Linked DNA regions of Homo sapiens: region 2 is linked to region 1. Evidence: chromatin contacts called from ENCODE Hi-C or POLR2A ChIA-PET data. All regions are on one chromosome and are shown on one strand. Each heading gives the region's core, a stretch centred on a gene start or an enhancer-like site at or near the end of the contact. The rest is flanking DNA. Distances are from core to core; before and after follow the strand shown.

Region 1 (7,350 bases), core at 2,038-4,537:
TGCCTGTTTTCTTCCTTCCACCTATTGTTTAGACATTTCTTTGTCCATTGACACCTTTCTCAGGGGGTAACCGGTGGGAAGGAGAAGGCAAGGAAGAACAGAGGTGAAAAACCAATGTGTACCTCTTACTACTTTATAAGAAGATATTATGGAAAATTTAGATGAAATTATATTTTTTGGTAGTTTTCCTTCATAGACAAATTCTGTATTTATTTAATAAATAGCACAATTCCAAGCTTTTTATGGGAAAATATAGTAGCCACTCACAATCAACTCATAATCTATGTGGAGACTTGAGGTAGGTATGAAGAAACAATTAGAAGATAATAATTGAAACAACAGACAATTAAATACTAGATTGTTGAATATAGAGCTAGTACTATCGGAATTGAGAAGAAAAGAAGTTTGGGGTTAGAGAAATGGGTCTTGAGCCTGCCTTTCAGGTCAACAAGCATGTGTTGAGTGTCTCCTGTGGGCCAGGTGCTCTGCTGGAGCATTTACCTTTAAGACCCCAGATCAATAGGGTCTTAAAAGTAAATGCTCTAGAGACAGATATGGGAAGAAGCAAGAGGGAAAGAAGTAATAAGGCATTTGTTTGATTAGAGGGTCTACCTTGGGGAATATTGAGAAATAAAATCCAAGTAGCAAGATGAGTTCAGTTGAAAGAGAGCTTTGAGATCAGCGAATTCACTCATTCAATTAAAAATATTATCAAATGCATATTATGTGCTAGGCTCAGGGTTACAATTATAAGCAAAGGGGGTAGGGTGGGGGAAGACATTTTCTGCCCTTATGGAATTACAACTATGTTAAATGTAAAGGAAAGTGACATTGTGCTAAAAGATCCTACAATAGTAGGACTTGACTTAGAGGAAAGGCTTCTATGAGAAAGTCATGATTCAGATCTGGAAAATAAGTAGATATTAATAAGGCAAAATGTATGGAGGTAAGGGAGCCAGTAGAACATTCTAATAAAAGAAATGACAAATGGAAAGGCCTCATGGTGGAGGAAGCATAATGAAAAATGAGGATGTGGGGGCCAGATCATGCAGGACCTTTTTGGCAATGTTTAAGGAATTTTGGCTTTAGCTTAAGAGTAAGGGGAAGCCATTGAAGAGTTCTGGGCATGAGCTCTTGAAGAGTTAGTATCAGGATCATGAAAAGATCCCTGTAAGATCTTCTTATTCTGGAGAATAAGAAGGGCTCAAAAGATATTTAGGAGTTGAAACTTAAGGGACTTGGTATAATATCTTGGTGTGAGGAAAGGAAGATAGCAAGGATGACACTCAAGTTCCTAACTTGGAAAACAGACAGTGGCGCCATTCCTTGCAAGAGGATCAGGTTTTAGGTTGTTTGTTTGTTTGTTTGTTTCCTTTTCTTTTGGGGGAGTGGGGGGAGGTTTATGAGTTTGGTTTTACATGTATTGAGTTTGAGATGTCTTTGAGCCATGTAAGACATGTGGAGAGGTCAAGTAAGTCATTAGCGGTGTAAATATACTTTGAGTTACTTGGATGTATTTTCTTGACTAACTGGTAGAACGCCTAATTGTTTACAACTCTGATCAGAGATGTCTAGAAGGAGCTCTTTTAATACAAAGCTGGAGCATTGTTGACTTGTCAGCTCTGCTATTGCAGAGCAAGACAGGAAAACCAATAGCATAAGAACTAAAATCTATATAAAAACGAAGAATATTGTCATATATTTTGTGAAACAGACAAATGAACAAGAAATAAAGAAAACAGAAAAATATATATAAAGGCCTATTGTGTCTTACTATGAAAGTAATGCTTAACTTCTTCACTAAATGAGCCTTCTCTGAGACTTCCTTTATATTACCACTTTCTCTAATATTCACCCCAGTAACAGCCATTCCAAATGTGAAACTTAAGTGATAAGAAGAGCTCACTGGTTGGGTTACCTCAAATAAAATAAAAATAATGTGAGCATCTTACACAATCCAGGTTGAAAGCCAAGTTTTACCTCCTGTGAAGTCTTTTGCGTTACAAACTTGGTATCTTTGCCCTTTAAGCCTCAACCTCACGTAGTATCTTTTCTGGACAACAGTCTATTTTTGGTTGGCCTTGGGAAAAGGAACTGATAAACATATTCTTTAAAAATGTGGTTCATTTCACTTTCCTAAGTTAGGCAGTGTAGCAGGGTATTAAGGAGCCAGGATATAGGGATTCAAATCCTGCTTTTGTCACTTATTCTCGATAAGATTTGAGGCAAGTTTCCTAACCTGTCTTTCTCATTTTACTTATCTGTTAAATGGGGGATACGTATAGTACCTATTGCAGAGAGCTTTTAAAAGGGTTAAAGTAGTTAATACACATTAAGCCTTTTGAATAGCAAGTGTTCGATAAATATTATTAAAACTAAAATTTGAAGTTTTTATAGAAATCAATATTATGTAAGTGATGCAATCTTATTTTATTAAACCAAAATTGAAATTTAACTGCAGTATATCAGGAAGAATCTAAATATTACTTACAGTGAAGAAGATGCTGGTCAGAACGTAATTACACTCAGGTATGAATGAATGATGGAATTGCAGGTATGTTTTACTAAATGGTATAGCTCATGAGTCTCACACCCAGGTGAATTCCCTAGTGCTATAGGATTTGATTCATTTATGGTCTCCCATTATTTATACTGTATTTGTTCTTCATTGATTTTATTCTTTGCAGTCGGATACTTCTGGAGACTATGAAATCACACTCTTAAAAATCTGTGGTGGAGATGACTGAACCAAGAAGATAATCTCCAAAGGTCCACGATGGGCTTTCCCAACAGCTCCACCTTACTTCTTCTCATACTATTTAAGAGAACAAGCAAATATAAACAGCAACTTGTGTTCCTAACAGGAATTTTCATTGTTCTATAACAACAACAACAAAAGCGATTATTATTTTAGAGCATCTCATTTATAATGTAGCAGCTCATAAATGAAATTGAAAATGGTATTAAAGATCTGCAACTACTATCCAACTTATATTTCTGCTTTCAAAGTTAAGAATCTTTATAGTTCTACTCCATTAAATATAAAGCAAGATAATAAAAATTGTTGCTTTTGTTAAAAGTAATTTCTTTGTTTGCTTTCAGAGCTTGCCAACATTGTTTGATGCCTGGTGCCAACAACTAATATTTTAAAACATGTTTCTGTATAGAAGCTGTTACTGCTTCAGTTTATCACCTTGTTAATCACACTTTTTTGAAAGAAAGGAATAAGATGAAGATGTATGTGACCCTGGCCTACCCTTTGTAGTTGTGATCAAGCTATAGGAGTGGTAATGCATGATAAGTTATTTCAGCTTTCAGAAAACATCTGCTGAAGGATTAATCTAACCACTTCCTGTCTGAATGGCAAGCATGAATTATGGTTGCTTCATGCTAAATACTACTTTCCCAGAATGGGCATTTAGAATCAAGCCTCTAAGGTTTCCTTTTCTCTTGAGTTGGCAAAACTATGCATTTAAAGAATCCATCATGCCATCTTTGAGTGGGACCTAATATGAAATACCTTGACTGATATGAAATAGATAAAGTGAAAAAAATTCCAGTTAGAGTTATTTTCCTGGACCAGAATAGAAATGATCGTACTGGCCATGTGCAGTGGCTCACGCCTGTAATCTCAGCACTTTGGGAGGTTAGCAGGCGGACTGCTTGAGCCCAGGAGTTTGAGACCAGCCTGGGCAACCTAGTGAGACCCTGTCTCTGCCAAAAATACAAAAATTAGCCTGGCATGGTGGCACATGCCTGTGGTCCAAGCTACTTGGGAGGCTGAGGTGGGAGGATTGCTTGAGTCAGGAAGCTCATTTGGCAAGTTAGTTCTGTAATCAATACTATAAATGTCAGTCATAACTAAGATGATGGCAGGAGATAATGAAAACAACTACTTAAATATTTGGGAGATAAAATTGAGTAAACATGGTATTCAAAGTTACCAAGTGTCAGTCAAGTATGCCTTCACGATTTTAGTGTAAGTGATTTAGTGAGTAAGTATATCACGAAGCAATAAATCAATGTTAATACTCATAGAGTGCTTACTATGTATTAGGTACTATGTTAAACAGTGTAGTATATTTTAATTTGTTAATCCTCAAGGCATCTTACAATGTAGATACCAACACAGATATAGAAATGGAAATGGAAGCTTAGAGAAATTAAGTAACTTGTCACTGTAAGAGCCAGGTAGTCCAACTCCAGTGTCCAGGCTCTTAACCACTGTTTTGCCTTAGAATTTATCCCATCCCAGGGCCACTGTAGTTTTCAATGCCTAGTGCTTAGATTAGAACAGTGCTCAGCACATAAAAGGCATTTAATACAGTGAATCTTTATTTTAGATCTCATTCATCCTCAGAGTTGTTATACCACTTATGTATTAAGTACTTTCTGAAACAAAGCATGGTTACATGTGTCAATATTTCCCCTGTTTTGCAAGTGAGGAAAATGAGACTCAGGTTAGGTATCCAGCCCAGGGTTACACAGTGGCAAAGCCAAGGCTTAAGATCCGGGTCATCTGGACTTTAAAACTTATCTGTGGCTGGGCAAAGTGGCTCACACCTCTAATCCCAGCATGTTGGGAGGCTGAGACAGAAGGATCACTTGAGCCCAGGGGTTTGAGACCAGTCCAGGAAACATCAGGAGACTCTGTCTCTACGAAAAATTTAAAAATTAGCTGGGTGTGGTAGTGTGCACCTATAGTCTCAGCTACTCAAGAGACTGAAGTGGGATGATCAGTTGAGCCCAGGAGTTTGAGGCTGCAGTAAGCTATGATCACACCACCGTACTGCAGCCTGGGTGACAGAGCAAGACCCCGTCTCAAAAACAAAACAAAACAAAAAAACCTTACCTGTGCATGAGTGAGTTTGAAGAAGGTGAGAACTTGAACACAGTAGTGATCACACAAGAGAATTCTGCAGAAAAAAAAAAAGCCCCAATGAGGTAACCCTCTAACCCTTCTACTCACATCTGTTTTGCCTTGTATGCATTGGACTTCAGGCAATTACCTTTCTAAGCCACATATTCCTCGTCTTTAAAATGGGACAACAATAGTACCTACCTCATAAGATTGTTTTGAAAAATAAATGAAAAAAAACACTTAAAAGGTATTCCACATAGTGCATAGCACATGGTAAGCCCTTAATAAATGTTAGCCTGTATCATATAATTATTATAGAGTAGTATTCAATGGCCACATTTTTTATTGCCTCCAATTTCCACAAGGTGGCATGTCAAGTTCAAAGTGAACCCCACGGCCTTGCATCCCAATGGCAAAACCTACTTAACTTGCTTCAGAATAACATGGCCAAATCTAAACTGTTGGAAACTTCTTCTATAGAAGGTTTGTCATGGTTCAGAAATCTTATTGTCACTGTAAACTCCTTCTTAAGGAAACATGTGGAACATTTAATTTAATCATCTGGCTTCTCTGGATTCCCAGGACCATCTTCATTTACATGAATGTGCATTAGCTCTGACATGGATCACCTGCAGAATTGAGTGCATTCATGTCATCTCATTAAGCCCTAAGTTTAGTCCCTGAAGATTGAAAGAAGAGAAAAATAGCCAGCTGCAGAGAGTCCTGGGCTCTGTGGTTGGTGAGCTGCAGAAGCAGAAGGTTTGTACACTTCACGCTACAGTAACAGAATGTTTGGTCTATAAATCAGGAGCTGCAAAAATGGCAAATGAGGATGTTGAATAGGAGATTCTCTAGCCTATTTGTAAGAATGTATTGAGGAAATTTTTAAAATAGTGTACAGTAGTTCAGACATTTCTTCCATGTACCTTCCCCTATTTCCATTTCCCCAATTTCATGCCATATGGATAACCCACAGTTTTACTTTGTCTTTAAAACAATAATTTTGGGGTCATATCAAACTGGGTTCAAATCCTGGCTTCACCACTTATGGCAGCAGCGTAGATAACAGTGCTCGACAAATACTTAACCTCCATACAACTCAATTCTTTAGCTGACAATAACAGCACCTACCTTAAATATGTGCAAGGATGAAATGAAATAAAGCATGTGAAAAATTTAACTCAATAAAAATTAGTTACCAATAACTGCATTGGCATGGTGAGTTGCCAGTGAAGAGCAGATAGTAAGTGTTCAACAAGCATTTGTAGAATAAATAAGCGATACTTGTTTTAGTACTACTCAGCGACAGTAACTCTGAGGCCTTGGAAGCTTCAGAGAACTGTCAGCTGAAATCAGTGTTATTAATATGTTGTCAGTGTGTCCTCCAACGATAAGAGCCAACTGTGTTCACCTCAGTGATGAGGTTACAGGATCTGAAGAAAGTTTCCTAGTCTTATTTCCTGCCCATCAGTTGACAGTAGTATGACATGTGAGGGAGTGAGTCGCTTACTCTTTCTGTACCTTAGTTTCCTCACCTGTAAAGCCAGGATGGCCATGCAAGTATCATTCAGAGTAGGCGTGAGGTTTCAATAAGCCAGATTAGGTGATGCACTTACCACAGTGCCTGCACCCGTTAAGTGCTCAATAAACATTAGCCATTATTCTCTGGCTCAGTTTGGAAGACTTACAATTGCTTATACAGTGCTCTAATCACTTGGGGGATTTTGAGATGTTGTAAAGCTACCTCTTCTAGTTTGCAATTAGGAAAGAAGATAAAGCAAACTTCTTGGCAATTTCCTGCCTGTGAAACCTTGTGTTTTATGAGCCACGGAAAGTACCCCAAATTTTTTTTCAACCCCACCCCCAGCAAACTGACAAACTCAGATCTTTCCCACCCACTCTGTATGTCTCCCGTGGGACTGTGAGAGTCAAGCAAGTACAGGTTGCTGTGTGCTGAAGCCTTTTTACTGGTGCTATATTTCTTTCAGTTTCATCAAACTCAGCTTTGTGCCAGTTTTACCCACCAGGGCCAGCCCTCCTCTGAAACCAAAGTTTGCCTATTTCTGTAGAGTTTACAAAGTCAACAGTGAGAGAGAGGAGAATTTCAAATGAGGAGGAGGGTTACAGAGTAGGAGGTAACATTGAATGGCTGCTGCAGTAAACTGTTAAAAGAAATCCCAAACCCAGAATACCAGAGCAGCCCATTCAGCTGAAAGGTTTTATGACACAACCATGCATAAGAAAAAACTAGCTATCAAAATGTACATGTGACCTCTTTGGGCATAAACTTTGTGGAACTGGATGTGGCAATAAATAGTGGTCCAGGCCAGGCGTGGTGGCTCACCCCTGTAATCCCAACACTCTGGAAAACCGAGGAAGGCAGATCACCTGAGGTCAGGAGTTTGAGACCAGCCTGGCCAACATGGTGAAACCCTGTCTCTACTAAAAGTACAAAAAAATTAGCTGGGCGTGGTGGCAGATGCCTGTAA
Region 2 (7,350 bases), core at 1,582-4,081, 130 kb after region 1:
GTTGCTTACATATGTTCAGAAACAAGCAGGTCACTATGCCTGCAACAGCACTAATAATACACCTCCTTGTTTAAGCAATGGTGTTGACTGCATTATAGTTTTTAACAGTAAAAAAATTAGCAAGAACTTAAATGTCAATCAATAAGAAAACTTATTTCATTAAAATTCTAAGTATCATTAGAAAGAATAAGTTGAATCTATATATACCTATTTGAAATAAAAAAAAAATTTTAAGAGACGGGGTCTCACTATGTTGCCCAGGCTGATCTTGAACTCCTAGGCTCAAGTGATTCTCCTGCCTCTACCTCCCAAAGCGCTGGGCTTACAGGCGTGAACCACCATGCCCAGCCCTAATACCTGCTTTTTTTTTTTAAGTCTCCAATATATTAAGTTTAAAAAATTGTAAAATAGTTTCATATTATTCTGATTTTTGTACGAAAGATGTAAAAGTTTATATACAAGTGCAATTTTTAAAAAGTCTAGGATAAATTCCAAACAATTCCAAACTGTTAACAGTGTTTTTCATGGGGAGGATAATGAAAACAATTACTCCCACTCCTTTTGTTTCCATTGGAGGAGAGTTTCCCTTATACTTCTTTGCTCTTACTCCTCATTCCAGTCTCTAGAGGTTGTCTGGGCAATACAGTGGGAAATGCTTATTGTCTTCAACTCTTATTCAGGCAAGCAGCAGGCATTGGAGAACCACCACTCCTGGGTGGAGGAGTGGCTTCTCATAGTGACAGGTTTGTAAAAGTGAACAGGTGAAGCTCGATCACATTTTGTTTCCCTCTGGTTGGAATCAGACTCTAGCAGAAACCATCCCTCTATTCCTTCACTCCATCTGTAAGTTTATGGGGACAGGCTCACTTAGGAGGGCAGGCTATGCCTGTACAATGCTCCTAGAGACTAGGGCAGATAAGTGGTAACCTGGCCCACCACTGCCTCCCACCTAGGCCACATTCTACAGTAGTTCTAGCAGTAACAAAACTGACGTTTTGATCTTTATCCACCTCACTCTGTATTTCTCTCATTGGTTTTGAGCTTAGGTAACAGGAGTATTATTCATTAGAAGCCCTCAAGTGTGAATAAAAACAATATTTTCTTTTAATTTTTTATGCTTCTGCATTGTTTAAATTTTTTATTAAAATGAGCACATATTACACAGAATAATATAGATATCTCTAAATATAAAGATATGAAGACATAAAATCTATATCCTTAAATTTTCCACCTAATCTTAGAATTCCTGTGTCCTTCTTGATTTGTATTGTCCTTTATACTTCAGTTGCTTGAAGCAACTGCATCGTCTTCTAAGGTTAAAAGAGGTAATTTGCCTTCATCTACTCTCTACTCCTTTGGTCACTGGACACTAGTTTTCTTGTTCCATACATTCTTTTCCCTTTCTGATTAAACCATCTAATTTGGCTTCCTTCAAAGAGGTTGTTGCCCTTTATTCCAGTAAGTCATTCCTATTCTGACTTGGAAAAAGCTTTCCCTATTTTTCTAGGCCCCCAGGATACTTTTGCTGTGGTGACAGCCTACGAATGGTCTCCCAGGCATTTATAGAATGTTCCCTTCATTTTTCACATCATAGCCTGCAAATTTATAAAGAAAGCATTATGTCCTCTCAAATATTTTTTTCTCCAGGCAAAATATTCTCATTTTCTTCAACTGTGTGTCACACAGCATGGTTTCGATTCCCTATTTTGGCCACTCCCCTCGAAATGGACCCCAGTTTGTCTATAAATCTCCTAAAGATTGACACCAAAAGGGGAATACAGTTCTCTGGGTGATCTGATCATTGTGGACTAGAAAAGAGTAGTGTCCTACTTGTTATAACAATGGCATACTCTTACCACAGTGGTAAGAGTGGCCAGTATGCTCTCACCAGATATGTACACTGGGGATTATCTTGGTCTGTTAGGGCTGCTGTAGCAAAATACCATAAGTTGAGTGGCTTATACATAAAAGAAATTTATTTCTTACAGTTCTGGAGACTGGGAAGTCCAAAATTAAGGCATAATTCAGTGTCTGGTTAGGGTCCACTTTCTTACAGATGGCACCTTCTTGTGTTCTCACTTAGCGAAAGGAGTTACCAAGCTCCCAAGGGCCTCTTTTATAAGGGCACCAATCTCATTCCTGAGGGCTCCACCCTCATGACCTAATCACTTCCCAAATGCCTTAACTCCTAATACCATCACTTTGGGAATTAAGATTTCAACATACAAATTTTGGAGGGAGTGGACACAAATATAGCAGTGATCATGTCACAGGGTATACTCATATTGGGCTTACTGTGATTTAAAACATGCAAATCACTTTCATCTATGCCATCAGCAAAACAAATTTATTTCAACATACAAACATCTCAAATCACTTGCACACAATTATATTGGAATTATAATAATGATCAATTATTATATAATTATCATTATTACAATTAGAATTATATTTATATTATAATTATATTAATATTTATGTATTAATATTTACAATTATTATTATAGTTCCAATTTAAAAAGTCTCCATGTTTCCTACAATGGACATCCCTTCACAAGCAAATACCCTCCCTTCTTTACCTTCTATTCACCCCTCAACCCAGGTGACACAAGCCTTCTGATCTGAGTAATATGAAGTTACTCTTGCAAATAATGTAATAAGAAAAATGCAATAGTCTCTTTTCAGGCTGAGTCTTGACTTTTATAATGAATTTGACTTTGATAGCTATTTCTTCTTCTAGGGTTTCAGACACTATTGGTTCCAACCTCACATCACTTCTCAAAAGCTTCCCTTCTCATTCTAAGCAGTTTCACTTTGAGCTCTCACTTAAATCTGTCTCCATCATTACCCTGTTTGAAATGCTTCAGTGTTTCTTGAGAGCAGTGGTTCTCAACCCAGTTACATATTGCAATAATCTGGGGAGCTTTTAAAAAATATCTAAGCCCAGACCCCATCCCAGACTAATTGAATCAGAAGTAATAGAGATTGGCCTGAATCTTTAAAACACCAGAGGTAGCCCTTATGTTTTTGTCCAGTCTTATCTCTCATCCTTTACCCACTGATGTAGCTATATTAAATGGAGGCCCTCAACACTCACTGTTTTGTCTAGATTATATACCGTCAGTTAAAGTGTCACATCCTCTGTGAAGCCCTAGACTTACATCTCCAATCTCATTCTATTTTTTAATTTTTTTTTAGAGACAGGGTCTCACTATGTTGCCCAAGTTGGTCTGAAACTCCTGGGCTCAGGTGATTCTCTGCCTCACCCTCCCAAAGTGCTAGAATTACAGGTGTGAGCTACTGCACCCAGCCACTCACCCTATTTTCATCTTTTTTTCTTTACTGCGTAATTCCTTTGATTTGATAGGGAGATGGGGTTTAGGTTAACTCAAGCTGGTAGGGCTGCAGGTACACCCAAATCAACGGCCAAGCAGAGTAGGGTGGGTGGTGTGTAGGGTTTGTGGAGGGGGGTGAGCACTTTCAAACCTTTCAAAATCTTCACATCCATGCACACACATGCATATTAATACACATACACCGCCTGTGAACAAAAGCTGGCTCCTCTTTAAACACTTTAAATTGTGAAAAAGGGGAAAAGCACATTAGGGAAAGAGATAAAGGCTGTAGCAAGATTGCTTTGTAATTAAAGAATCAAGAGAAGGAAGAATGGAGTAAGCTGGGCATGGGGTAGCTGATGCCTGTAGTCTTGACTACTCTGGAGGCTTAGGCAGGAGGATCATTTGACCCCACGAGTTTGAGGCTACAGTGCACTAGGATGGTGCCTGGAAAGAGCTGCTGCATTCCAGCCAGTGCAACATGGTGAGACTCCTTATCAAAAAAAAAAAAAAAGAATGGAGTAGATGGGGGCTAATATAATAATGACAGAAAAGAGTTTGCCTTTTAGCAAGCGGCCTAGGATGACTGGGATGAGAGAGTTGGGGCAAACATGGGGGAGAACTCATGGGCTTTACCTATCTGGTGGGCCGAGAGGCCTGTGGTCTGACCAGCTGTCTGCAGCTTCTCATAACCAGTTTGATTCTGAACTAGAATGTTAAGGTTATTGGTCTGTTATTTGTGGTCAACTTCTTTGCAGTTTTGAATATTTCTTGCTTTTCTGATTGTTTCAAAGGTTGCTATCTTGTGATTTCATTTGCAAATTGTCTTAGTATCTGGAAATAGAGCATAATATTGGTTGCCTACCCAACACCCATTTCCTCTTTACCCCACAAATAACTCCTCTCCCACACAGCCATGTGCTTAAAAAAAACCTGATTCCACTGCATCTCCTGATCATGATGAATCTTAAGTTGAGAGCAATCTGTGCATTACAACTGTTACAGGTTTGGGATATGCACATAACCCAAGCAGGCCAAATCAGCCTGGTTAGGGAATAGGTTTCTCTTCTTTGTTTTTTGTTTGTTTGTTTGTTTCTTTTTGTTTTTGTGTTTTAACTGTTTCTGAAGCATTTATTTTATTTTACTGAGACAAGGCCTCACTCTGTCACCTAGGCTGGAGTGCAGTGATGCCATCATAGCTCACTGCTGCCTTGAATTCCTGGGCTCAAGTGATCCTCCCACCTTAGTTTTTTGAGTAGATATGACTACAGGCACGCACCACCACACTTGGCTAATTTTTTTTTCTTCTTTTTTAGTAGAGACAAGGTGTCACTATGTTGTCTTAACATTGTCTAGGCTGGTCTTGAACTCCTAAGCTCAAGCAATTATTTCGCCCCAGTCTCCCAAAGTGCTGGATTACAGCTGTGAGCCACTGTACCTGGCCTCTCTTCTTCTGGACATAAAAATGAATACATGAAGCTGGATGCAGTAGTATGTACTTGTGATTTCAGCTATTTGGGAGGCCGATGTGGGAGGACTGCTCGAGCTCATTGGTTTGAGAGCAGCCTGGGTAACGTGGCAAGTAGAAAGAAAAGAAAAAAAGAGGAGAGGGGAGGGGAGTGAAGAGGAGGGGAGGGGAGGAGAGGGAAGGGAACAGAAGGGAAGGGAAGGGAAGGGAAAGGAGGGGAGGGAAGGGAAGGGAAGGGAAATTTGTAGAGGGAAGGGAAGGGAAGAGAAGGGAAGGAAAAGGGAAAGGGAAGAGACATTTGTAGTTCAATGACTGCTGGCAGCTAAGAGAAAAACAACATGATAAAGCACTCCTGAGGACAGCAAAGCAGAGGATGCTAAGTCAAGAATTCGAGTATTTGAGTCACTGAATCAGCCAACCTTGGATCCAACCCTACCTCTGGACTTCTTGTTATATGAGATAATAGATATTATTGTTCAAGCCACTTCAAGTGAGGATTTCTGTTACCACAGCCAAAACATCTTAACATTCATCTAGATGTAAACTGAAAAGATTGATTGCTCTATACTCAAATTAAATTATTATCACCCCATAATTTCTTTAACCTTCTTGAATCTTGGACACAGTTACCTCTGTCCAATATTTATTCTAGGACTTTACATTCAAATACCACTGAATTGTATAAGTTGGTGCTACCATTTAACTCATAGATGCTCTGGAAAAGTGAGGGAGAACTAATGTAAGAATGTTTTCCTATTCCTAAGGCTTGGAAGGGAGTCAACATTGATTTTTAACTTATCAATATAGCAAGCAATTGAGTTATTAGGTTTATTTTATGATTATGATTATTAAAGTAACATACATCTGGGATACCTCCAGAATAGAATCTCTAAATGGTAGGACTGTACAATTTAGAGAGAGGAAAAACTTATCAGCCAGTGTGTGAATATTTTACTGTTACTGAAAAAATAAAAAGTCCTATTTCCATTCATCCATCATCTAAGGATCCATCAACCTTGATTTGCAACTCTAGAATATTTTATTGTTCTTAGAGGAAAACAGAATAGTTTTTGTAGCTGTGACTGCTACATCTGCTGGTCCCTGAAAGTTTGATAGAGCAGCAGGAGGAAATAATCATTTCCCAATGACCTCACGATTGAAAGAAAATGGTAATTTTTTTCTTCAAGGAAATGGTTTTTCAGATAGAGAAGTTAGAAGGTATGTTTGGTTTGTTTGTTCATTTTTTTTTTTTTTTTTTTTTGAAGACAAGGTCTTACTCTGTCACCCAGGTGGGAGTGCAGCTGCGAGATCTCGGCTCACTGCAGTCTTTACATCCCGGGCTCAAGTGATCCTCCCACCTCAGCCTCCCGAGTAGCTGGGACTACTGGACTGGCCTGCAACACCATGCCTGGCTAATTTTGTATTTTCTGTAGAGATGGGGTTTCACCATGTTGCCTGGGTTGGTCTCAAATTTCTGTGCTCAAGCAATCCACCCGCCTCGGCCTCCCAAAGTGCTGGGATTATAGGCATGAACCACCACGCCTGGCCACTTTTGTTGTTGTTGTTGTTGTTGTTGTTTAATGATGATACAGAAGAGACTAACAATTTGCTTGGTGATTTATTGTCCTTGTTGTATTCTTGGCAACAGAAGTCACTGTTAAGGTGGTTTTTAAAACTATCCAAAAGCCTAAAGAACAACTGTAAAAACTGCAAACTGGCTGGTGGAATGGTTCATGCCTCTAATCCCAACGCTTTGGGAGTCTGAGGCAGGAACATTGCCTGAGTCCAGGAATTCGAAGCTGCGGTGAACTATCATTGTGCCACTGCACTGCACAACTACAAATTGATCAAATGAATTAACACTTAGGAAAGAGGAAGTTTAAGTGATTCTTTCAATTAGGGAATAATATACTAATATACATATACAGTATTTCACATAATCAGGCTTAGTAGATAAACAATGAACATATACTTTGAATTATTTACACATCTGATTTAAAAGATTAAAGTATTTTAAGCCTTTAAATTGAAATGAAAGAAGTAAACTCAGAAATTATGGCTTGTGAAATCTCTTTACAAGCTTCCTTTACAGCAAGAGATTTTTGCAATAAGACTAGGCTGTTCCCAACCTCCTTGCTGTTGGAGAAACTAGTGGATGACTTATCAAGTGTTATACTAAGGAATTAGTCCAAGGATTTGAAGTGTAATTAAACTTCCCCTAGTCACTCTTTATCCAATTAACATTTTCGTTTCTTTAAAGCACTTATCGCTATCTGAAATGTTTTTGTATGTTTGTTGTCTAATTCCATTAGAATGGAAGCGCCACAAGAGCAACAGCCTCATCTGGCTTATTTGCTTCTATAAAACACCTGATGCCTTTTAGGGGCTTAGTAAATATTTGTTGCGTACCTAAATGGATGAACATATAAATTTCAGTTAAACATATTTTAATTTACAGAGAAAAAAATAGACTCGCTACAGTAGATCTGAACTAATTCAATTAACTAGGAAAATTTTCACTGAAAAATATTGATGATGTGATATTGT

Evidence for each region. Hi-C counts contacts between places; a loop is a spot of excess contacts on that map. ChIA-PET counts read pairs that join two places held with the same protein, here RNA polymerase II (POLR2A). Pooled maps may share reads with other maps.
Region 2: a map of K562 shows a loop between it and region 1 (2.9-fold over the local background). The contact joins two enhancer-like sites. A Hi-C loop is called at or near these places in 1 of 168 maps with a recorded cell type or tissue (K562), 3 of 37 single-sample maps with no recorded cell type and 6 of 50 pooled maps. POLR2A ChIA-PET finds 5 or more read pairs at or near these places in 3 of 52 experiments (GM12878, OCI-LY7 and activated B cell).

What each region holds. Positions count from the first base shown.
Region 1 is chr4:78,607,369-78,614,718 of GRCh38, forward strand. ANXA3 (annexin A3) reads left to right here. Exons shown (of 13, transcript NM_005139.3): 13 at 2,688-3,079. The coding sequence ends at 2,747. Among named protein-coding and RNA genes, the nearest start is that of LINC01094, 35 kb to the right of the region's middle. Within about 2 kb of position 3,288, at least 2 of the 41 ENCODE cell types and tissues checked have a DNase peak (open chromatin) inside an H3K27ac peak, as active enhancers do.
Region 2 is chr4:78,733,088-78,740,437 of GRCh38, forward strand. It overlaps LOC101928893 (a long non-coding RNA gene), which reads left to right. Exons shown (of 3, transcript NR_188357.1): 2 at 4,652-4,826. Among named protein-coding and RNA genes, the nearest start is that of BMP2K-DT, 39 kb to the right of the region's middle. RefSeq lists a cis regulatory region at 1-46, a silencer at 2,879-2,938 and an enhancer at 4,456-4,575. Within about 2 kb of position 2,832, at least 2 of the 41 ENCODE cell types and tissues checked have a DNase peak (open chromatin) inside an H3K27ac peak, as active enhancers do.